5 separate regions of the Mus musculus genome follow, and all the other regions are linked to region 1. A link is a loop called in an ENCODE intact Hi-C map of the cell type or tissue named here. Cell type or tissue: left cerebral cortex. All regions are shown on one strand.

What was found. Hi-C counts contacts between places; a loop is a spot of excess contacts. Peaks named below come from ENCODE experiments on the same cell type or tissue, not always from the same donor. Only the 100,000 strongest peaks of a DNase experiment are listed, where the experiment ranks them.
Region 2: a loop joins it to region 1, with 2.3 times the contacts of the local background. A loop is called at or near these places in 9 of 42 quality-filtered maps.
Region 3: it touches region 1 in a loop (2.9-fold over the local background); 10 of 42 quality-filtered maps call a loop at or near these places.
Region 4: a loop joins it to region 1, with 7 times the contacts of the local background. A loop is called at or near these places in 3 of 42 quality-filtered maps.
Region 5: it touches region 1 in a loop (3-fold over the local background); 2 of 42 quality-filtered maps call a loop at or near these places.

What each region holds. Positions count from the first base shown.
Region 1 is chr9:28,403,670-28,408,669 of GRCm38, reverse strand. Opcml (opioid binding protein/cell adhesion molecule-like) reads right to left here. Exons shown (of 8, transcript NM_177906.5): 2 at 4,258-4,342. Among named protein-coding and RNA genes, the nearest start is that of Gm39313, 10 kb to the right of the region's middle. In left cerebral cortex, CTCF peaks have their summits at 2,668 (motif pointing left) and 4,256; DNase peaks (open chromatin) are centred at 3,654, 3,966, 4,283, 4,724 and 2 more places; H3K4me3 peaks cover 2,725 bases; H3K27ac peaks cover 2,889 bases.
Region 2 is chr9:28,746,811-28,751,810 of GRCm38, reverse strand. All of the region lies in intron 3 of Opcml (opioid binding protein/cell adhesion molecule-like), which reads right to left. Among named protein-coding and RNA genes, the nearest start is that of Gm15520, 290 kb to the left of the region's middle. In left cerebral cortex, a CTCF peak has its summit at 2,679 (motif pointing right); DNase peaks (open chromatin) are centred at 2,699 and 4,278; H3K27ac peaks cover 356 bases.
Region 3 is chr9:28,737,536-28,742,535 of GRCm38, reverse strand. The region is part of intron 3 of Opcml (opioid binding protein/cell adhesion molecule-like); the gene reads right to left. Among named protein-coding and RNA genes, the nearest start is that of Gm15520, 300 kb to the left of the region's middle. In left cerebral cortex, no CTCF peak of the experiment used is centred here; DNase peaks (open chromatin) are centred at 2,242, 3,860, 4,348 and 4,693; H3K27ac peaks cover 1,713 bases.
Region 4 is chr9:29,648,040-29,653,039 of GRCm38, reverse strand. It overlaps a transcript of Ntm not described here. Among named protein-coding and RNA genes, the nearest start is that of Gm15521, 18 kb to the right of the region's middle. In left cerebral cortex, a CTCF peak has its summit at 2,198 (motif pointing right); a DNase peak (open chromatin) is centred at 2,204.
Region 5 is chr9:28,569,599-28,574,598 of GRCm38, reverse strand. All of the region lies in intron 2 of Opcml (opioid binding protein/cell adhesion molecule-like), which reads right to left. Among named protein-coding and RNA genes, the nearest start is that of Gm39313, 180 kb to the right of the region's middle. In left cerebral cortex, a CTCF peak has its summit at 2,037; DNase peaks (open chromatin) are centred at 2,027, 4,138 and 4,616; H3K27ac peaks cover 3,146 bases.

The DNA of each region.
Region 1 (5,000 bases):
GGGGCATTGAGGTACATACATGTCATGGGAGAGATATTTCAATGCAAGGGAAAGACACTGGAAAATAGCTTTGATAAGATATTATAGGGCAGACATCTTTATAGTGTAAGGGTTCTCAGTTGTGGCTTTACTTGAAAAATGCTAGAACAGAGTTTCAAATGTCCACACTCATGGCCCACCCCAGAGATGTCTATTCCTTTAGTCTATGAAATTAAAATTAAAATTTTATTATCTAATTCATCCTGGGGGTGAAACTCAGGGCCTCCCTTATGTTTGGCATGAACTCTGCCCACCCTCAGTTCCAAGTGCTTATTTCAAATAATTTCTCAAGTACCTTCACTAGAAGAAGCCCAGGTTATCATCACCACGCAGAGGGTTTCTTCTGGGACCATACTTTCTCCAAGGTCTTTTCTTGCCCTCATTTTCCCAAACCAAAAGTACTGCCTCACACTGATGTAGCCCCTGATTTTGACAACTTTAACATTAACATACACAGGTTTGATGCATGCTTTGAAAGACCTGATAGCTGTCTTAATTCACAATTGCTAATTCACTTGATAGGGCAAGCTGCTGATAGTGGGTGTAGAGTACAGAAAACAACCAGGTCAATGTCAACATATTGTCCTTGGGAGTACCACTGTCCCCGGTGCTTTGATGAAATCCCACTACTCAGATTATTCACTGACAGAAGTTAGACCTCATGTGCCTTTTCTGAATGGATTATCTCAGACCTCCAAATAAAAATGCAGGGTAGTTTAGAAAAGACTTATTAAGTATAATCTGACATCAGCAAGCATGGATCAGCAACAGATTACTACGAAAAGGCAAGCAAACAAACAATAACAATAACAAAACAAACCACTGTGTTGGATTTACTGACTGCCTGAAACAAATTACCCAAAGTATAGACCTCAAAATATCCATGTGAACAGGGAAACAAAGCACACAGACGAGCAAAAGTGAGTCTCGAGGTGCTTATGATCCGTGAAGAAAGTATGGCTGGTGGTTGCAGTTGAAATGGCTTCGTAGATGCCAGCTGACCATGCCCAAACCCTTGGCTCACATCTGAATATGGTCATTGATTCAGACAGAGGACTCCTAGATACTTGTCATATCTAATCTAACAGAAAGGCACAGAACATTTTTAAGCCAACAGCTCATAATTGTAATGAAATGATTCCGGCCAAGAGGGCCCATTTGTAATAATGAATTCAAATCAGATTCATAGAAGGTATAATTCAACTATAAAGAATAGCACCTCCATTTTCCATATCATCTCTCTTCGAAAAGGCAAAATAACTCAGTATTAAAATAATTATTTTTACTTTCCAAGCAGCCCTATGAATAGTTACAGGGATGATAATATGGCCTCATTTATATAAAATGAGTTTTTATCTATACTGAAAACTTCAGTCTTCTGTAGCATGCTGTAGCACGTCACTTCCTAAGGTCTCTCAGCACAATCAAGGGCCTGTCAAAACAAAACTGATCTCCCACAGGAAGCAATTGTCCTCTCTGAGCTGGGGAAATTTTCACAGGGAATTGAGTGTGTACACAAGCTTAGGATATCTTGGCTTTACCTTCTGGTCTCTGCTCCTTGCCTGACTTTGTTCAGGATTTAGGAACTAAGAGGTCATGTGACCTGGAACAGACACCTTCAAGGGGGTTTACTAATTCTGATAGGTGTATCATTTAACTCGTTGATACATTCGGAACACTAACTTCCCAAGAAATAAACCCCTAATGAACTCTTTCAAGGAGTCATAAAAGTCATTTTACATAGAGCTATAAGGCTATAGGAAAATCTATAAGGCTATAGCACTACTCTTATCTAGCATGCATAAGGCCTTGAGTTTGATCCCCAGTATTGCAAAAAATGAAGAGGTAAAATGAATTGTAAGTTTTAGAAAACAAAAATACTACCAAAAACCATATGATAGATTTCCCTGAGGCCAAGACTGTGGGTTTCCCCTTACTGAGAACATGGCCTCTCAGTGAAACAACTGAGTACCTCGTCTTACTGATAAGAAAGGAACACAGCTCATAGAACAGATTAGTAGACAAGGAAAAAGAGAGAGGTTGAAAGCTGAGCTGCAGAAATCTGCATGGACTGTTTATGTTCTTTCAAGAAATGTTGAGGTAGTAGCAAGCTATTTTAGCATAGAGAATAGTAAGAATTAATGATGGTGGGAAGAAGTGAAGGAGACCATAGGTAACAAGAAAAGAGTGTCCGGTGGAGGCACCTTGTAAGATTAGAGCAATGGAAGAGAAGATTACACGAGGTAAAATCTGTAGAGGAGATCCAGAGAGTAATAGGTGGGCACAGGGATAGGTTTGTCTATAGCAGGGGAAAGGGGCAGAAGAGAGAAGAGAGACAAAATCAACATGGCTTGTGCTGACTTTTAAAAGTCAGCTACCACAACGGTCAGGTAAGCAGCAGCAGTCATAGTTGAACATACACATTGTTGTTTCCACAAAGCATGAAAAGCAACCATTCAGCTTTTCCTTTTTTATTCCCCTTTCCCATTACCAAGCCCAGCTGTTAAACATTAGAATTGAAGATCATGAAAACAGGCCAGTAGCTAATAAGAGAGAGAGAGAGAGAGAGAGAGAGAGAGAGAGAGAGATTGAAGCTTGAAGCTCGCCCTCTGCTGGTAGAACTGTCTTACTGCACCCAGAAGGCAGAAGCTCAAGTTTCTAAGTTTTTTATTTAATTTTCAGGGACAGGAAGGAGGAGGACAGCAGAATTTGTAAATTTATTAGTGATATCCCCCTTGTTTATGAAACAATTCATTGCCTCTAACAAAAGACTGAAAGAACAAGAGGTATTTGGCAGTGTTGAAACTCTTTTGCCACTACTACTACTATCCACATTTCCTGGGTTCACATACACTGCGGTTAGATGCTTTTGGCACCTTTGAACCACCAGTCCCCTGCAAAAGTGAAGTCCCACAAATCATACCTCAAAGAGCAGACCTGGAACTTTCCTTGAAGCAACACAATAAGGATAAGGCACTCTCATCCACTACAAGCTAAGGGGTGCTCAAAAGATGAGAAGCACTTGTAACTCATGCTGTCTTTAGGACCATGCAGGTCAAGAAGACAGGACTTTGGGATCTTTCACTAGCTGAAAAGATGATTTACCTACGAACCTCCCAAGGCAGAAGGGATCCAAATTTAACCCTAGGGTTCATGTGAAAAGATTTCTTCCTCTGGGAGATATCTGTGTGTGTTGGAAGGACTCCACAAGGAAAAGCACAGAGAACAGGAAGAAGGAAATCCCACCCTCAATATCTCCTTGTAGAAGCCAGGCATTCTGGCTGCAGAATCTGGGTCAGAATATTTTATTTTCACTATAACCATCAAAGTCATAGGCAGGGCAAACACATTCACCCTGTGTACACTGAGACATACTTAAGCTGGGATGTCCCTGAATCTGTCTCCTAGGACCAGAACTGCCTCATTAAAGGGATAAAAGATGATATCTGCTGAGCTCGTGGAAAGTGGTGGCTGCATTTTTATTAAAGTCTCTGCTGCAGCAGGCCCAGTCCCCAAAGGTTCATATTCCAAGCATCTCCACCCCTCTGCCTGGAGCATGGAAGTGATTCTCTGTAACTCATTAAGCTAAAACAAAAAGCTTCCCTATTGTGCTTCTCACACAGGAATGATGTCGGTGCATAAAAGCTACATGCTTGCTCTTCTTGGTCCCAGCCCATAAAAACACAAAGGCCTCATAATTTGCATCAGGGCCCAAGTGCACCGCACAGGGTTAGACTGAGGGGCTGTGTCTTCCTAAGACTCATAAAAAGTCGTGCCCTGGCACAGGAAATCTAAAGCCTTCAATTGTGAAATAGCCCCAACACACGCTGCCATCACAGATGGTTAGCTGAGGGCGATCCTGTGTCATCACATCCTCCTGGCCTGGAAGAAAAATCCAAGGGTATTTAGTTAACTACGCAGTGTCTCGTCCGGGTGTGAAACTTGCCATCCCATTGCTCCATGAATATATGACATCCCAAGTGTAGACTTTAACATTGCCTGTAAGACTGCAGACCAAAAGAGCACCAAATGACAAGGACGTCCAAGAAAGCTGGTATCAGCAAGCACACGACGCAACTGGCCAATTCTTGGGCCCGCAAAAGGCCCTTTGCATGCTTAAATGCCCCTCATTCTAGCTTCCTTTTCTCTCTCCCTCACCCCCTCCCCTTGAAGCCATGTGCAATGGGTTCTGTCCCCAGATGAAGGAAGGCTCCCTACCTGAGGGTGGCGCTCTCCCCCTGCCGGACCGTCACGTTGTCCATAGCTTTGGGAAAGGTGGCATCTCCGCTGCGCACCGGCACTCCTGTGGGTACAAGGAATAGCAGCCTGAGAGACACGACCACGAGGCACTTCCAGGGCAGGAACAGGTACCCACAGACCCCCATTCTCGACAGCCACAACTTCCCAGAACTCCTGCAGCGACAAGGTCCTTGTCCCTAGCCCTCTCAGAACAGCCGGAAGTGTTGAGGGGCGAAAGCACACAGAGAGCGAACCAGGAGCTGGGAGCGGGAGAAGGCAAGGCTGAGTCCAGGCTCTCCGGAGCCTAATAATTCTTCCTCGGCTTCAGCCTCAGCTTTCCAGCCTAGCAGAACCAGATGCCCCCTCCTGCATCCAAAAAAGAGCTTTCTCGACGCTCCCTGGGGCGGAGGGAGCCCGGGGGAGGGAGAGCACGAAAGAAGGAGCAGGGACGAAGGTCACAGATTGTGCGTTCTCTGCCTTTCTCGGTGAAGCTACTTTAAGATTCAGTTGGGCGCGTTCTGCAGAGGTCTGGCATCAAAAGTTTATAACCCAAAGAAGGCAAGTGTCTCTGACAGAAAGGAGATGTCATAAAAAATTGTTTTTAAAGCTCCTGATTTCAAGGAGAGGAGAAAATGTTTTATTAGATCACACACATGTTTGGATGGAGTTAGAAAACAGCCCCGAGTCTCGCATCTGGACCCCAAGGCGATAAAAAGTTCCAC
Region 2 (5,000 bases), 340 kb before region 1:
GAAGTTGAGGCCAACTTCAGTGGATAGCTCAGTGCTCACATGGGTGGCAATCATCTACCAAGAGACTTGCTATGAGCTCCCTTCCTAACGTTTCCTGTTTAAACTTTTTGAGTGAAACCTGGATTTGCAGATCAGAGCTCTCTATGTTGCACAGAGGTGTGCATTCTACAGGTGCCACCCTTACGCAGGATTTGTTACAGAAAGTGACAATCACAAGGAAGATCTAGACTATTGGATGTACACAGATGACAAAAGCACAGCCTAGAAAACCCATTGGAGTTTAAGAGAAGCTGAGGGTGAGCAGGCATGGAATGCACCTAACCTACAGAGCATCCTGTAGCACTGTCATACCATCTACTAGAGAATGTCAATGTCTTTCTTCCATTATCCTGAAGGCAAAGGACACTGGGGTGGCTGCTGCAATATTATATCTTGAGGAGAAGCTCAAATGGCACATCACTAACTTGAGAAAATTTGAAAATTCAAAGTTTGACATCTGGTTTCTTTTGACTATGGATTAGTTTCAAACTACTGTGTGTTTAGAACATCCTGAGTTGTACCGTCATTAAGTGATGATGTAATTCTACATGCTTTCTGTCATACTGTATGTGCCTAGAGTGTGGTAAGTACACTCACTACTTATCACTACTGATACTATTTTATCAACCATATCAATGACTATTCTGTTGTAGATGTGGAACATACATCAACAAATGAAACAGTCCTTCCTCTGAAGTAGCTTACATGCCCATAAAGTTCTAGGTAACAGGAGGCCAACAGGTGAAAGAGAACGACTACATTTCCAGTGATGGTGCAACTAAGGAGATGGAAGAGTGTGCAGAAGCCTGTAGTATCTGAGGGCTGGGTGGGAGAAACAGCCTGGCTACAGGACTGTGCAAAATTCTAGGACAGGGTTTCAGGCTGACTGAAGCAGACTTCATAGGTTTGACAAGGAAAAGAGCTTATTGGTCCAAGGATCAGCAGGAACATTTGTGAGCCTCAACTGGTATCTTCAGAGATGGAGACAGTGAGGACAGAATGGAGAAAGAAGCAGGGAAGGGTTACTCAGTGCTGTATTTTGTATTCCATGGTGTGGAAGATATGCTTCATTCATTTAAATAGATAAACTTGAGGATTACTGCTGTATACAGTATCAAATAATCAGTTAAATAGCTATGATAAATAATGGATTGTTGATGGTTGTCCTGGATCTACAAACAACTAATGTTAGAAGAGGGAAAACGTTATCAAATGGGACACACGTTTATAACAGTTAACCTGCAAGAAAATGTGGAAGAGCTAGTGGTGATCCCAGTGGAGAGATCTTGGTGGTGTTCCCAGCATAAATACATGTAGTCTCATTGACCTTTCTCCTAGCAGGTGTGGAGAGAGATCAGCACTCTCAATGAGGAGTAAGGTGGGTAGGATAGGCATTTCTTCACTGATGCCCACTGCTTCCCACTGGTTAGTCTACAGAACTGAGTGAGTAAATGCAAGCTTACCAGCTATCTGATATATTTTTACATTTAACATTAAAAGAATGTATTAAAATGACACTCTTTAAAGTCATAAGCACTAAAATCAATGAAACAAGTTAGATAATATTCAAATAGCATTGTTCACTTGCAAGTTCTCCCCAAATATTTTAAAATGAGCATAGCCAGCTCTGGAATAAGACGTAGGAATGTTGTAACTTTGCTGTGTTACTGTTAAATTATCAACATACTCAAGTGGATTCATAATTGGATAGTTAATCAAGGAGCTGATTATAAAATTACCATTTGGGTAGCCCTAACAACTGTGTGTGAAGAACCCCCTTGTAGTCACAGTCATAAGGCATCTCTTTCTGCCATTCCCCTCTGTGCCTCTGCCTTCTCCCGGAGCCTGGTCCTGCCTACAGCTTTCCTCACAGTTGTCATTCTGTGTCATGCTTAAATAAATGTCTCACCTTGAAGCTCTGCCCTCGGACAATGCCATTTAGTAATATAATCCTACCCCACCCCACCCCTACACACAGACCCTAAACTGATGTTATTATAGTTTGAATCCTAAACTTTCCTAAGAAACTCATACATTGAAGCTTGACCCCTGGCGTAGGGGTTCTCATAGTTGTGTGCTGGAAGATCTGACTTCATGGCTGGTTTGTTGCATTTATGAATTCTGTAGGGGAAATGGTTGAAACTTCAGAAGCCCAGCCTAGGAAGAAGCAGACCATGGTCGGCATATCCTCAGTCCCTTCCTTCCATTCTTTGCTTCCTACCATCAGGAAGTTTTGCTGGGTTACATGTTTCTGCATGGCTCTCACCAGATGCCCCCCAAAAGAAACACCAAGGACAGGTGACCACACATTGAAACTTCTGGAACTATGGCACTTATGAAACTTATAGCACATTTTAAATCGAATTTCTCAGCCAATTAGTCAGAATGACAAAAATTCGACAAACACAATTATTAAAATCCCCATGCAATAAGAGATTGAAGAAAAATATAGTAAGGACTTTAAGAACAAAATGTGTAACAGTATTTATATATTTAGAAGTATATTGATTGAGATTCTTCCAGAGTTTAAAAATATAATTATGCTTTATATGAAACACTTTATATATAATTATATATATACTTTTTAATTACTTGTATATGTGGATCTGTATGGTCAGGACATGCGCATGTGAATGACGTGCCCCTGGAGTCCAGAAGAGGGAGCCAGATCTCTTAGAGCTGGAGTTTTAGGCAGTAGTGAGCTATCCACTCCAGTGCTGACAAACAAACCCCTGTTCTCTGTAAGAGCAGTGTGTGCTCCTAACATCTAAGCTGTCTCTCTTTGGTAAGGATTTTCTTGAGTGGAAATTTCTTTTTCTTTTTTTTTTTGTTGTTATTATTCTGTGTGTGCTTGTGTCTGTGCATGCAATTGTGCATACATGTGTGTATACATGTTTATGTGTATATGTGAGCACCTGTGTGTGTGTGTGTGTGTGTGTGTGTGTGTGTGTGTGTGTGTGTGTGCGCATATATGCTCCGGTGTGTTCAGAGGTATGCTTTGTGACATGGTACATGTATGAATGTCAGAAGACTGAATTGGTTTTCTCCTTCCACTATAAGATCCAGGGGATCAAACTTACACCATCAGGCATCCACAATAAGCACCTACACCTCCCGTCTCACTAGGCCACCATGTCTGTACATTTCTAATTCTGAAAAGTTGTCTATTAAACATAGTCACTTTAGAAAGCCTAATGAATATAGGGTATAGGGACACCAAAGGTGTCAGGAACAGAGAAAGGTTGGTTCTGTGTCCAAAGGGATGGGCTAATCTGGCTCTGAGATTCCGTTGGTCAAGAGTTAATATATAATCTAATTATCTATATATCTACATAAATACCTATTATGTATTGTGTCAACAATAGAGACACAGTCTAAGCTGCTCAAAGTGGGAAGAGTAGTAGCTCTGTCTTCATGGGCTCTTGTTTAAGATGCATATCAGCACAGTTTCAAGAAAAAAATAAAGATCTGCTATGTCACCATGTGATCATGTATATCGAAGGTTGGTTCTGTAGCTGCTGTTGGGTAAATCCTATTTTAGGATTTAGGATTTACCAATAAATGTTAGCTACTATAAACAGGCATGCATACACACACACACACACACACACACACACACACATACACGCCATACACACTAAGAGGCTTCTAACTACTGCTAACTATGCTCTTTGCATAGAGTTCAAACAACTAATTGGTCATTTTTTTCAATTGCCTGCTTATTCCACAATAACAGGTCTGTGTGAAATTCTCAGAAGGCCAATCATAACTATATGTAAAAAGAGAATAATCCCAGTTGTCAATTTATCTCAAAATATGCAGCTGTTTTACAGCTGAATCCCAAGTCCTTGGTGCTCCTTAAAGGCACACCAGGATGGAACATACCATTTGTCTACCAGATTCTCTAGCCTCTGGTTCAAACCTGCTGTTCTATTACAAGATGTCCACATAGAATGTAAAATTAAATTAATATATTTTAGAAGTCCTTGAAATTGCCAGAGTAATTTTTTTTTTGCCTGCATTCAAAAATACAACTTTCTATAAAAATGATCAGTGTTTTTGTCTGACCCGAATGGCTGCTGCTGCTGGTGGTGAGAATCGCTTCAATTTGAAATTTGTGCAGGTTGTAGGGGAGCTGAGAAAGAATCATTTCAGAGAAGTGGAGGAGGATGTGGAGGAGGAGGAGGAGGGGAAAACACATATTGAGAGCATGATCCAAGGCAGGGAGGGCTTTAAAACATTAATTAAATATACCACAGGCTAGGCAAGCAATAAAATCTATATTTTTTAAAAAAGATAGTGGAATGGAATGGGCTCAGCTTCACCTAAGGAGTGTGCCTTCATCCCAATGTATGAAAATCTAGGAGAAGTTATTATCAAACAGATGGTTCTCTTTAACACCTGCCTGTATTATGGCCCATTTCCCACTTCTTTTTTCTTTTCTTTTTCCCTCCTTTTGCCGAATTGCAAGATTCTATCAGTAAAGACTCTGAAGGTTTTGAAACCTATTTCAGCTCTGGGAGCTGCCCATAGACAATCAAGTACAGAGCTGGAAAGGTAAAGGAATTTGGGGGAGATGGAGCATGCATTTATTTGATAGTCTTCAAGAACTAGCTAGCATCTGTACACCCAGAATAAAACACATTTTCTTCCATGACATTTAAAGGTCTTGAAGGAAATTAACACTAGTACTTGGGCTGTTAAGGCTTTGGGCATCAATAGGACAGAGCAGAGGCATCGGCCACAGAGAGTTTGAATTGGTTTGCTCGCTTTACTATGTCTTTCTTACCTGTGCTTATGTTATTTCTCTGTGGTGATAATGAAAGATGGATCCACTAAAAGCAATGGTGCATAGTTTCAATGCCTGTCCTCTAAGACCATGTATAGAAAATTACATCAGCAATGCAGCTAATGTGACAGATGGGCCTTATGGGGAAGTGTTTAAATCACAGGGATTCCAT
Region 3 (5,000 bases), 330 kb before region 1:
TTGTTGTTTTTTTACATTAGATGTTTTCTTTATTTTTTATTGGATATTTTCTTTATTTCCATTTCAAATGTTATCCCCTTTCCCAGTTTCCCTCCCTCCCAGAAAAAACCCTATCCCATCCTCCCTACCCCTGCTTCTATAAGAGTATTCTTCCACCCACCCACCCACCGACCCACTACCACATCCCAGCCCTCCATTTCCCTATTTTGGGGCATCTATTGAGCCTTCATAGGACCAAGGACCTATCCTTCCATTGATGCATGACAAGGCCATCCTCTGCTATATATGCAGCTGGAGCCATGTGTATTCCTTTGTTGATGGCATAGTCCCTGAGAGTTCTAGGGGTCTGGTTGGTTGATATTGTTGATCTTCCTCTAGGGTTGCAAACCCCTTCAACTCCTTCAGTCCTTTCTCTAACTCCTCTATTAGAGCCCCACACTTTGTCCAATGGTTGGCTGCTAACATGCACCTCTGTATTTGTAAAGCTCTCGCAGGGCCTCTCAGAAGACAGCCATAACAGGCTCCTTTCAGCATGCACTTCTTGGCATCCACAATAGTGTCTGCGTTTGGTACATGGGATGAATCCCCAGGTAGAACAGTCTCTGGATAGCCTTTCCTTCAGTCTCTGCTCTATACTTTATCTCCATATTTGCTCCTGTGAGTATTTTGTTCTTCTTCTAAAAAGGACCAAAGCGTGCACAATTTGGTTTTTCTTCTTCTTGAGCTTCATGTGGTCTGTGAATTGTACTCTGGTTATTTAGAGCATTTGGGCTAGTATCCACTTATCAATGAGTGCAAACTATGTGTTTCCTTTGGTGATTGGGTTCCCTCATTCAGGATGATATTCTCTAGTTCTATCCATTTACCTTAGAATTTCATAAAGTCATTGTTTCTAATAGCTGAGTAGTACTCCATTGTGTAAGTGTACCACATTTTCTGTAACCATTCTTCTGTTGAAGGACATCTGGGTTCTTTCTAGCTCCTGGCTATGATAAGGCTGCTATAAATATAGTGGAGCATGTGTCCTTATTACATGTTGGAGAATCTTCTGGGTCTATGCCCAGGAGTGGTATAGCTGGGTCCTCAGATAGTACTAAGTCCAATCTGCTGAGGAACTGCCAAACTGATTTCCAGAGTGGTTGTATCAGCTTGCAATCCCATCAGCAATGGAAGAGTATTCTTCTTTCTCCTCATCCTCACCAACATCTGCTGTCAGTTGACTTTTTGATTTTAGCCATTCTGACTGGGGTAAGATATAATTTCAAGGTTGATATTCTCTTTATTTATATTTTAAATGTTATCCTCTTTACTGGTTTTCCCTCCAAAAAAAAAAAAAAAACCCTATCTCCTCCTCCCTCCCCCTGCTTACCAATCTGCCCACTCCCCAGCTTCCTGGTCCTGGCATTCCCCTACATTGGACCACTGAGCCTTCACAGGACCAAGGGCCTCTCCTCTCACTGATGACCAACAAGGCCATCTTGTGCTACATGTGTGGCTGGAGCCATGGGTCTTTCCATATGTACTCTTTAGTTGATGGTTTAGTCCCTGGGAGCTCTGGGGGTACTGGTTGGTTCATATTGTTGTTCCTCCTATGGGGCTACAAACCCCTTCAGCTCCTTGGATCATTTCTATAGCTCTTTCATTGGGGGCCCTGTGCTCAGTCAAATGGTTGGCTGAGAGAATCCACCTCTGTATTTGTCAGGCTCTGACAGAGCCTCTCAGGAGGCAGCTATATCAGGCTTCTGTCAGCAAGCACTTGTTGGCATCCACAATCGTGTCCTGGTTTGGTGATTGTACATGGAATGGATCCCCAGATGGGGTAGTCTCTGGATGGTCATTCCTTCAGTCTCTGCTCCACACTTTGCCTCTGTGTCTCCTCCCATGAGTATTTTGTTCCCTGAAGTACAATGGAGTCATCCTCTTCTTGTCTTTAAATGAAAAATTGCAGAGATTTCCACATACAGTCCCCAAAGAAAAGGAGGCTTGTTCAAGCCATTAGACAGGCTCAAGGGAGGGGAAGGCACAGGCCTGAAGTTTATAGGCTCAGTGTTGAACTCTCTTGAACCACTGTAGCCCCCTGATTCTCAGAAGCATCTAAGAAACAAGATGGAGTTGGGATGTGCTCAGCATGTGAATCTTTATTACAAACCAGCATCCAGAATAACTGTGCAGAGCCCACGAGAAGTAATCTCTGTGCACATGCACTTAAGCAGAGCTTTGAGTCCTGGTGTTACATAAGATGAAAATGTTCTGAAGACTGCTGCACACCAATGATCTGGAATAGTCCTTACACACATAAAGAGTGAAGAGTGGAAGGGCAAGGCAAGCCATGTTAGCTTCCATATACAGAGTCTCTTCGGTTTCTGAGATGATGAGTTTGCTTTACTGAATTAATATGAAGTGGAGTGCAGGAAGTTCTTCATTAGAGCAAATTCATCTTCCAAATCATCTTTTCCCTAGGCTAAAAATAAAGTGTATTTCACCTCCTATGTGCACCAACTGACAAAGAAGTGTCAGCAACCTTGCGATATGGTGTATAACAACATGGAGGCGATTTGAATTAAAATCTAGTTTTAATTCAAAGAGGACAATACGTGTTCCATTAAGTGGGCAAACTTCAGAATAGATAAACACCTAGCTTGTTGTTTTTACCCAACAGGTAAATTGCTTAGTGCTTAAGTGCATATCATACTTGATAATTCTAGGTAACATACCACCTTTATACTTAGTTGGGATTCTGTCAAGAGTTGTTGAATCAACAGTTACCTTAGTCAATCTTTTTTTTCTTCAATTGTCAGATATAATTTATATGCCTGGTAAAATACTTAAGCAAGATAATAATCAAAAATTTAATCAGGGGCCTAATCATGAGGCTATCATTTGGGCAGCACTAACTACCATGTGAGATAGAATCCTGTGGGCACAGTTGAAGCAATTCCTTCTCCTCCCCTCCCTTTATCCCATAACTCTTCCTCCTTTGAGATGGGACCCCAACCCTGCCTCCAGCTCTCTTCACAGCTGTCATTCTGAAGTACACTTAGGGAAAGGTCTCAGCTTGAAACTCCACCTTTAAGCCAATGCTTTAGTTCCTATGGTTTTTTATTTTTTATTTTTCTAGAACGGCTACTTTAAGCTAATCTGTCATTTTATATTTATTTATTTGTAGTTTGTATCTGTGAGTGTTTTGTCTGCAGGTATGTATGTAATACATGCTGCCCATGGAGGCCAAAAGAGGGCATCACATCTTGTAGAAGTGGAATTATAGAGGCCTGTGAACCACTATGCACATGCTGGGAACAAAACTCTCCAGTCCTCCGCCAAAGCAGCTATGCTTGCTCTTATGATATACCACCTCTCTAGCCTCTAAACTTTTGTTAGCCCCCTTAGAGATGGAATCAACCTGTCAAAGTCTGTAGCCTGTTTAGAAAATTTGACTATTACACAAAGTAGCCACTCCCATTTGCTTCATGCTATGGATCACCAAACTACCATTCATTTCAAAAAAGATAATTGAAGACTGTGTGATGAAATGAAGCCCCCCAGTGCAGAGAAGGACTTCATCAGTGCTGGTCATTGTGTTTTTAGGAAGAGACATAGTGCCATGCACAGGTTGATAATCCTAGCACATATTGGCTCATGGAGAGAGAACTTTCAAGTGCCGAGGCAACTAAGCTTTCCCTGACAAGGACCAATGTGAGCACTAATTTCTCTGCATTTTAAGTCTCTTTACATAGCACTCTTTTCTGTGCATGGGGTGAGTGGGCAGGGCCATCTGTTCACATATAAACACCCAAAGAAAAAGTGTTGCATTTTGTTTGCACACCACAGAGGTACACTCATGTTGCCACAGTTTCCTATTGTAATGAAGGCCCCTGATCATAAATATTCCATGCATTCTCCATTCCCTTCAGGCTCTGAGTCATGTCTGTTCAGAAAGACAGTGTTCTCACAGGCTGCCACTCACAGCCATTGTGAGAGACAGACACTTCAGTCTCCACTAGGCAAGTGTTTATGGAATTCACAAACAGAAGCCGGCTTTTCAGAAACACACATCTCAGCTGAGCCTCCTGCACAGATGTCAGATTTCTGCAGAAGCCTCCCGGAGGCTCAGAGAGCCTACAATGGACTATTTTTAGTTCTGATAATTAATATTGGAGGAGAAAGGGAGGAGGATGAAAATGTAGCTCCAGCAAAAAAGGCAATTACCATCTATCCCATATATTGTCACCTATGAGATGTGTTGGTTTCAAAGAAATAATAAAGAGAAATGCGCATGAACCCATTGCTTTCTGTATCACACCTCCCATGAAGTGGATGTTTAATTCTTCCCTTTCTGAATTCTGGAAATAGCTTGGTCTCATAAGTTAACACTTGCAGCTAGGGCTGTGCCAGCCTGCATTTTACTATGACAAAGACTGTGTCTGTTTCCCAATGTTGAAAAATAAGAGCTCGCTTCTCTCACACATTCCCAGTGAATTGGGATCAACAACTGTCAAAAAGAAAGCCATGGTCAGGGTCCTCCCATTCCTCCTAACTGGTCCCAGAGTCTCATTTTAAACCATTCTTCCAATCCCTTACCACTTCACTCAAATTTGTAGTTCTTATGCAGATCTCTCCATTGCCCGTCAAATCCCTTAAGAAAAGATACTTTTGTACCTATTAATGAAAACCCAGTCCATGATGATTCATAAAACAACATGACGCCTCTGTTGCCAGGAAACTCTGGGAAGGGTAGTAGGAACCACCATAGTGCCAGCAAATGTCTGTGCAGCAAGCACCTTGCTAGGGCTAGTCTACATTAGTGCTGAAGCTTAGGAGAGTGGAGAGCTGCTACAAGGAGTGACCAGCCACAGTGAGGTGGTTTATCAAGTGAAGGTACTTGCTGCCTACACCGATGACTTGAGTTTGATTCTCAGAACCTACGAGGTAGAAGAAAAGCCAAATCCATTTCTGTTAGTGTCACTTTGAGCAAAACACATGTTGACACCTGTGTCTGAGAG
Region 4 (5,000 bases), 1.2 Mb before region 1:
GTCCTGAGAGTATTCATGGTGCAACAAGGACAGCTCAGCCAACAGCACCAGGATGGGTGTGACTGCTGAGAATATTGTTGGGTTAGTCAGCTGACACCACCTGTAGCTGCCAGAGCTAGACAATTGCTGTGCTGTTTCTCTTGCTAGTCACCAGTCTCTGGGCTCTGCTCTTGCGCTCCCCTGGTCATGCACCTCTTTGGTATCATGCTCACACCCACAAACGCCTTTACACTTGCTGGTCTCCTTGTGATGTTCCATGTCCTAACAGCAAGATAATTTCTTCCTTGTAGCTCACAGGCTTATCACCAATTGTCCCTTATCAGAAATGTCTTCCACTCTCCACGTGTAGAGGAAACTACATGATGTCCCATCTCTCTCCTTGATTTACTGTCTTTTCCTTGGCATATACAGTACCTAGCACATTATACATTTACTTGTTTTTATCTGTTTAGTGTAATCCCACTCAACACATACATAAGTTCCAGACAGAGTTAATTTCATCTAGAATATAGAGGATTGGCACAGAGAAAACCCTCAATGCAAGCATTTTTAATCTAGTCACAGCATCAGGAGTAACAGGTCTGCTTTGTGGCCATCTGTTGTGACTCTGGATCAGCACGTCTGTCTGTGTCTGGCTCCCAATAGTTTATCATAGCCAGGGAAAGGGCCAAGTAAGATGCTTCTTAGCCAGTAGTGGATGGGAACTTTGGGCCACAGAGACGCCCCAGGCCTTGCTTGTGTCTTATCAGGAATTCTTTGTCCCCTTTGTACACATACAAGAACCCAACCCCACTTGGGTACAACCTCAAGGCTGGCCTGGAGCTGTGAATGAAAATGGGGTCAATTTTAAAAAAGAACTCCTTTGATGTTTTCAAAGGTATGGAATCATTTCTATCCTCTTTGGAGAACCACTTAGCTGTGTGTTGGAGGTTGGGGAAGGTTCCAAGTGCCAGAGAAGCTAATTAGAGACAATTACAGCCCAGGTACACCTGCCCCTGTAGGACGGTAGGATGCAGAAACCAGCAGGCTGAGTGGTGGTTGGGTCAGAGGGTGTCGGAGGTGGAGCCAGGGCCAGAAGGCATTTTATAGCTCGAGAGGACAACCAGATGCTTGGCCAGTACGGACTCGGCCTGAGGAGGGTGTGTTCCTTCTGTGGGCATCTATTGGGACAGGCATTACCTCTGGCATTGCTTTAAACAATAATTTTCTTAGGTCAAAATTTCAAGAGGAGTGAAAATTGTAACTGGGTGAAACATGACGCCATGTGAATAAGGGTATGCCTGTGGTCAGATGCTAATCTTGGTGCATTGTTGATCCACTAGGAATACATATACAGATAGTGTGTGTAGGGGTGTGTGTGTTCTGCCTTCCTCAGGCCCCCTTCTTATTTATTCCAAGCGTTTTAATATAGCACCTTGCCCTCTTTCAACTTGGGTTTCTGGGAAGGGGACAAAGGCCAGCTCCATCCCCTTAGTGACCTTATGAGGGTTACACAGAGCCTAAGGTTTGCATCCTGCTGTGATTGTTAACTTTCAGCGTCTGGACTGAAAAGATGCTTGCTCTCAGGACCAGCACCCAGACAGCGACTGGCCTTTGTTACACATTCTCTGTAATCGAAATGTCCCTCTGTGCCTCTCTGCTTCCTGGGTGTGGCAGCATCCTGCACAGAGCCTGACTTGAATGAGTAAATGCTAACCAGCACTGGGATGAGTCTTGGGGCTGCATGGCTGTGGGTGAGAACTCAAAGATGAATAGGTAAGGAACTTTATTAAAGGTCGGGGCCACTGGAAGAGAGGGACCAAAGGCCACAGGGAAGACATGGCCTTCAGGCTGTGATATCTTGCCCTTTCCTTTGCCGCTGATTCATGGGTGGTCCTCAGGTCCCTGCACGTCCTCCATTCCCCTACAGATTTCCATGTGGTGCCAAATGCACTCTAGCAAAGCAATCAAGTGAACATATCTTTAAAAGAAAACTCATTTACTAAGCAGGCCTCTGGAGTACTTGATGGAATAGCCCTCCTCTGGATGGAAATAGTGGTGTAATGGCCTCCCCGGGGTTATTATTGCACTGACATTACAGCAGGCTAATAAACCCCAGAGGGGTGCGATGCATACTGCCAGGCGGTCTCACATCTGGATAAGGGAGTCTGCAGATGCAGGCCTCCAACCTTGCCTGCAGATCCTCAGATTTGTCACTAGAGGGCACCCTTACCCCCCTGTAGGGAAGACACTGCCTAGGATGAAAGCCCAACTCCTTAAAATGAAAATGAGGGTTCTCAGACAGACAGGCAGGCAGACAGGCAGGCAATCAGGGAAAGCAGCTTCCCTTTTCCTCTTGGTACCCGGGCTACATTTGTAAAATGATTTGCAAAGCAGAGTTGGACAGAGGGGCGCAGCTCAGATCACTAAGTCAGAAACCAGCATGTAGGTGATTCTTCTTAAAAGTCCTAGATCAATGCTTTCAGATCCCATCAGATGTGTCGTTTTCTCTGTTGGAGAAGTCTGAGAGTTGAGCTCTAAATTGGCGAAGGCAACACCGGTGGTCCTAGCACCTCTCTTCCACCGGTTTCTCTGGGGCTATGCTGCAGGGCTGTGTAGGAGTTCCATGCTCCTTGTCTTTCTGGAGTTTTCCCATAGTTTTCAGGAGGGCTCAGTTCATGCTGTGAAAGAAATGTGGGTGGGTGCAGGTGATACTTGTAGGGGGATATCAGCTTCTCCCTGGGTTTGGAGATCCAAGTTGTTTGTCTCCCTGTCAGACCAAATGGCTGCATTCTGAATTGAAACATGGCCGCCAGTGTCAAGGGGCAGTACTCGGATCTAAAGGACTGAGCAAAGATTTTCTTGGGACATCTAAACCACTGTCCTGTTCTGCAACATACACTTTTAGTTGGTTCACTATTTGAGTTTTAAAATGAATTTAGTTAGTTTTCGTTTTACACCAGCCTTGTCTTTGCTTAAAAACAAACCCTGGCCGATGAATTAGATGTTTGCTGAACCAAGTCCCCAGCAGAGGAAGGGAGGGCATACCAGTGAGGCTGTTCTACCCTGAACTATTTATGCTGCATTTGAGAAGTGAGCTTTCCTTTCTCATATGGATCTAGGTCATAGTGAAAGGTAGGAAATGAGTGGCCTCCATTACCAGGTGCAGACACAGGCGGCTGGGGACTTTGCACTGGCCCTGTGTAGTTTGAGCCCTGAGAAACACAGCCATCTCTAAAGTCTTGGATGGTTAAGGATCCCAGAGAAGGCACAGGGCGTTGGGAAATGGTGGACCCAGAATTTGTAGCCTTTCTAATTCTAGCACGGGACAGTTATTCTGTTAGCCTAAGTCTCGTGGTTTTTAATTCAAAGACCAGCTCAGCTCTTGGGAGAGACTTCTAAGATTTATCTCGTAGAATTCAATTTCCCTGCAAATGTTGCTTTTGCCCTTCATCCCCCTGAAGGCACACGTTCCCTGACAGATCTGAACACACTTGAGGTGACAGCCACCAGGAGGAGCAGGCCTCCAGAGGGATTGGTTGGCTAATGCCTCAGGCCAGGGGCATTTGGGCCTTGCCTTAGTTTTCTTCTCTTTTGCTAAGCCACAAGCTAAGGCTCCTTCACGGCTCTGCCTCCATGATGAAGCACCCCATTTGGAAAACATCTCTGTTTCTAGAGGCACCATGGGCATCTACTTCCAGGCTTCTCCCCATCATCTTATTACAGTGATGTTCTGCCTGCCACAGAGGTGAGAATGAGAGAGGGGCAACGTGGGAGAAATAGAAAAGTCATTAGACTTGCCAGCACCTTATGCTCTGGCTTTCCTTCAGATCACAAAATCTAACAGAGTGAAACTAAAAATAGCTCTGGGCTACTGACAGCCTGGTCCGTGCAGGCTCATGTGCTATGAACCTGACTCTGTCTTTCACGGCCCCCTCATCGGTCTTCTAAGTAGATGACATTCTTGCTCCATTTTGCTGATGTGGAAACTGAGGCATAGACAGAGAAGTTGGTTTGTTCCTAGACATCCTTCAACAGATCAGGGCTGCATGGATAAGCTGTAACCACTTCTCTTGGCTGGGTGCAATGTCAGAACCCACTAGACTGCTCCAATATGGCCCAGAAGATGGATGGTACCTTGGCACAGGATCAGGTCCCATTGTGTTCCCAGTGCCTAGAGAGATAAAGGAAATCCACTCTACTGCTTCTTAGTGGTCAATGATGACATATGAGAAGCCAAGGCAGACAATTTAAGGTCAACAAGGGTGACACGAACTCGGGGTTTTCTGTGCCCCACACATTTGTCCCACCATCCCTTCCCCCAGCCCAGGCATGTGGGAAGACTAAGTGCCTGAGTCAAGGCTACACCACCTTTCTCATGGTAGCTGGCACTCTGCCCTAGGTTACCCCTTCCCACACTTACCATCTGCCAGCTCTCCAGAGAAACTTTGTAATAAAAGAGATTTTTCAGATTTAGTAGAAAAATATCATCTTTTGGTCACATGTCTATTTCCCAGGACAGATAGATTTTCATTTCCATTTATACATTTGTCACTCTGCTTTGCATACAACGATCCTGCACTCTGGCACTACGCTGTTTGTAGTCAATGCCGGCAGAGGCGATATCCACCTGTGAGTCCTGTGAGTTAGACTCTGCTGATGCTGTTTTACAATGAGAGGGCGTGTTCAGAAAGTGGGGCCATCATATGTCTTTTCTCTGAGTGTATTCCAGGGCCTTTGTGTTTGTAGAACTTGACAGAGGAGCACCCAGAGCTCCCCAAAGAGGCCTTGATTCTGGGTGGTTAGAGAAGTTGGAAAGAGAGGCTCCCTGGTGGAGTTAACACAAACACACACACACCATCTGAGCTATAAAGAAAATTCTGCAAGTTCTAGAAGTCCAGGGTAGCGTCTTTTCAGAGGGATGCAGAGAAGTGTGTCCCTGAAAAGATCAGAATGACACACAGCAACCCCGGAGGAGCTGCCAGACAAAGATCAGTTGCCATCCACCTGGTAGAGGAAGT
Region 5 (5,000 bases), 170 kb before region 1:
AATATTTGGAAAATTCAGACAGTAATATGGGGGGGGGGGGAGGTAGGAGACTAAAGAGCTGTGGTAGCTGTGAAGGGACAGTGTGATTCTATACCAGATTCAGAATGCCACAGAATGTTATAAAGAACAATCATGTTGAAAATTTTCTAATGACAACTGTGTATTAAGCGATAATATTATATCAAGATTAAATAGTGTGATTTTTTTTATAATTGTAAGAGAATAGTTTGCTGTTAGGAAATCAACACTGAATATTGAGAGAAAGGGCACAATGTCTTCAGCTAAATCTAAGATTGTGGCCAGAAGAATTTTGATTACTACACGTGCGACATGTTTGATCAATATCTATCTATCCATCTACTTATCCATTCATCCATCTCTCCATCCACAGAGACGATAATACTCGATCAGCCTTATAAGTGGATCTGGGATACACCCACAATTTTCTTTTTTAATGTATATGAAACTATGTCAAAGTGAAAAGTTGACAAGAAGTATATATTTTCAGACTGTCTATGGCTAGCAGGACAAGCATACATATTAGTTCACGTGATCTTTTTAAAGGGTCCCAAGTGGTGTGCAAGTGTGAGATTGTGCAGGTTAGTTAGGCAGGCCCTCATTTTCCACATGAATAAATGAAAGAGCCAATAAGTTGTGAGATTTGTCAGAGGTCAAGAGCTAATATTAGCACATGAATTCAGAAAGCCTGATTCTAAGTTAAGCATGCTTTAACAGCTCTCTTGATTGATTTCTGCTTGCCTTCCCCTTGATTGACGTGCCCAGTTACCTGGTACTCTGTGCTTGCCCTGTCAGTCATGCAGTCATGGTCTACTCAGTCTCCAAGGCATTTATGAATGGAGCCATATGCTTACTCAGAGTCCATTTCAACTTTCCCCATGTCTAATGTTAGGAGGCACACTGTCTCCTTTAGTTATGTATTTACTCAAACCCCTCACGGAAGGACATAATATGTGTAAGAAAGGATAGTTTCTGTTTCTTGGGAAACTAAGAAGAATAAGACTGAAAAGGGGGACCTGAAGTTTTACTAGGAATGGGAAAAAATGAAGTAGAGAAAGAAATCATAGAACTCTAGAAACATTTTATATTTATGTTGCTTCATAATTAAGAACCTTCACCCCTGTGACTGACTTTAATGAAATCCAAATTAGACTTCATCAGTGACAAGTACTGAGTTTTGGCTATATTAAAAGATACCAATTTCTAGGCAGGTGACCCATTCACAAAGAAAAGGCTCTCTTTCAAGGCAGTCAAATGAATGTATATTATAGGTTTGGATCTATTTACAGTACCTCTCATACCTCTCACTGTTCACAAAGCATCACTGATGTGGTTTTTTTTCCCTATAACAAATTAGCAGCACATTCTATTGAAGTCTATGTATGGACTTTTATTATATTTTTATATTATTATTATTATTATTATTTATTATTATTATTATTATTATTATTTTGTAACTATACTCTCCTCTCTTGAAGTTATTTAAGAGTCCTAAAGACCATCTATGATTCAGAACTTGAGAAGGATGCACCTGGAAGTCTCTCTCTATATAATATCAAACAAATGTGACATGGCAAGTCAGCTATCCATTCTTCAAACTGGGCTCTGTGGAAGCAAGGTGGAGGGAGGCACTGGGGGTTTTCATGTTAGAGGGCTTGCAAATTAAAAGCAGAGAGCTATGCACATGTATACTGCCTCCGTCTGATCATCCTTTTAGAAGAGAGGCAACTACTGAGTTGCTATGATTGGTTAACCATTTTGGATCTTAGAATGCTAGTGCTAGATTTATTCTGCATTCTGCTTTAACCTGGCAACCGAGAAAATGCCAACGCAAGCCAATGCCTTTTAAAATGGGAAGCCACGATTATTTACCTTCTCCTTCAACAACTGCCTCATAAATAAAAGAAGAAAACCGGAGCACACACCTGCTCTGGACATCTGCCTGGCCCTTACTCAGGAGTCCTGCCTTTCTGAGTGATGGCCCTAGGTTTTTCACTGCTGAGCCATGCCAAGCCCACATGTGGGGGCAGCAGGGAGCAGCCAATGGAGAAAGTGGGGCAGCAATGAAAGCAGCATTTTATTTGATAAAATTGTAAAGAGCGGCTTGTGCTGTGGAGAAAGAATCTCCGAGTAATAAATGTCGGGTTTATGAACAATTGAGCCTCTTTATTCCTGACTGGAGTTGCTCTTTAAGGTCAACACCAAAAGTGCTCCCTTGAGGGGCCAGGCTGTTTTGCTGAGTGGGTTTGTGGCAGCTGTTATCGCACTGGAGATGGGTGTGGGGAGAGCTTCGCCCAGTGTTATTGGGGTCTACAGAAAAAGATGTGATAAATGTACTGAATGGGGAACTATCTAGGCATTTTCACAGTTTTTGATTAGAGTCACAATGTATGACCATTTAATGCTAGATCCCCAGAAACCCAAGAGAAATACATTTCCTTTACCACAGGCTTCCTCTCTCATAGTGGAATCCACCTTCCAAATGTTAAATGCAAACCAAAACAGACAAACACATACAAACAAAATCACTGCCTGCTGCACCTCAAGATCTTTCCTGTGGGTGTTAAAAAGTGTGAATTTGAAATATAAATCCTCAATGTGTAACTGGGATTGGAAAATTAATGAAAACACCAGCATGTGCACTATGTGTGTATCCAACACTGAGCAAGCACATGACCTTGATTTAGCAGTCAAAGTACGGCTGGGGTTCCATTTGCCTGTTTGCCCCACCCTCAGAAATGACAAGCCACGCCTGCTTTCCTGCAAGGGGAGCTGAGCTTGAGCTCACAAAGCTGCAGGTTCTAACATTAAGCTAATGCAGAGAGCTCACTCTTTTCATTTTAAGCCAGGTTCTCTTGTACCAGTTGCCAATGTGGCCATTTTGAAAGCAGTTCCAAGGAAATTACTATACCCTGTGGCAGCTCAAGTAGGGTCTGCCACTACATAAATAAGTCTGTGGAAATGACAATAACAAGGAAAGACACACAGAGAAGAAGAGGATAGAAGGACTTAGGAGATGAATGACCGATGCAACAGGAAATGGAGATGATGAGACTTCCTGACAGTGAACTTGTTTTTCCTAGAGTTACCATAGCAGGATTGTGATAGACAATATGTCTAGACTTAACCCTTTAATCTCTACATGTCTTCATTGTGGCTAGCTGCCACTTCTTGATATCCTTGGTACAAGGAGTCCTGATCACAGGGAGGCTCAGTATCATAATCCCAAGAACCAGAGAATTGCCATCTGGAAGAGTAACCAACTTTAACCTTGAAGGCAACTGAAAATAACCTTTCTCCACTGATCCCTGTGTTGACATGGAAAAAGAGGTTATTTAGAGCATATTTCAAAACTATCAGGGTCTTGGGAGATATCCATCTCAGAAGAGAGTGGCACTTAACCAACAAAGCTTTGATATCTACAGAACGCATCTCCCCCCATCTGCTGAGTGCTAAGTTTCCAGTTCCTTGCACGATGGGGAAGCATAAATAGGGCCAAGAAGGTAACAAGCCTCATCGCAGGATGCTCAGAAACAGAAAGTGGAAAGGCCACGTCTGTAATAAATCAATTAGTCCATAATTCAACAAGAAAAATGCAGTTTAATGTACCAATGGTTCTTATTACTGGCTCTGGAGCCATAAAAAGGCACCAGTGAGAAACAGAGGAGGTGCAATTAATCCCATTGTCTTCCTCTGAACACTCTCATCCCTGTAAAAGTTTGTGTGAGACCTTTCACATAGACTACATTTTCTGCCTATGCCCTATTTCCCAGTAAATCTGCGAAACTCCATCAATTAACAATAACAAAATGGAAATCTAATTCTCCAAAAGGCCACATAAAAAGTCAATGAAAACTCGCAGTGTCTCAACTCCAAGCTCTATTTTATGCTTCTCTAGCTTTCAGGTTGTGATTCTTCACCAGAACCCATGTCTCATCAAGGTGACTCTTCAGGCAAGAGTTTTCTGCTGTAATAATAAATAGGGGTGACATCTCACATCTATTTAACAGCACATGAGATAGACACTAGCACGCTGCTTCTTATAAATGGAGCATGGCTGGGCTCAGCTCAGCGGAATGTGGAAGCAGCCAGAATAGAGGACAGGAATAGGATCTCTGCTTCTGTATTCCACCCACCCCCCCACCCCACCTCTATGCCCAGACCTCTCCTTGGCATGCCAGCGTTCCATTCAAGGGTAGATGGCATTTTCTAGGATACTGATTCTTAGGTCTGAAAGGCCTTTGCTGTTTTGCTAGGCATTGGCATACTGGGGGAAATAAGATACTACCCCGAATTCACTCCTCTGCCACTGGACCCAGCAAAAATAGGAAGAAATTACTAGCAAGCACTATTTTCGCCTAAGCCCTTCTCCAGAATACTAAGAACCTTATTATCAAAGCTCTAAGATCTAAAAGCATAACCTAATTGCAACCAGTCTGGAAAGAACATGAAAAAAAGTCACAAGTGCTGTTCAGCATGCCATGGTGATTAATAGTCAGATATGTGCTGGGAAAGAGCCACTCCAACAATTTAGAAAATCCAGCCTTTGACTTCCAATGGAAAAACTTCTGGGGCTAGGCAACATCTGCTATCCCACCTACACACCCACCCACTCACCCACCGAGAAGGTTATGCATATGGGGTAGGTGATCCCTGTTACCCCACCCCCCAGGATGGTGTGTGTGCTGTGGTCCCCAAGTGAGGAGTACCGACTGTAAACTTCTTTAGCCTTTCTATTCCTAAACAGTAGGAGTCCATCCACTAGTTCATTACACTGAGGTTTTTATTTTTCAGAAAATGACTCTACTGCTTAAATCAAATGCTGCAAGGCACTGTGGGATAGTGGTTGTTTAACATTTCAAAAATAGCCCCTAAAGATAGTCCCCATGACATTAGATAACTTGCTACAGATGTCTGCAAAGGGTGGGAAGCAGCTTTGGCCCCACAGTGACATCTGATCAAAGCCCCAGTTCCCTTTCCTT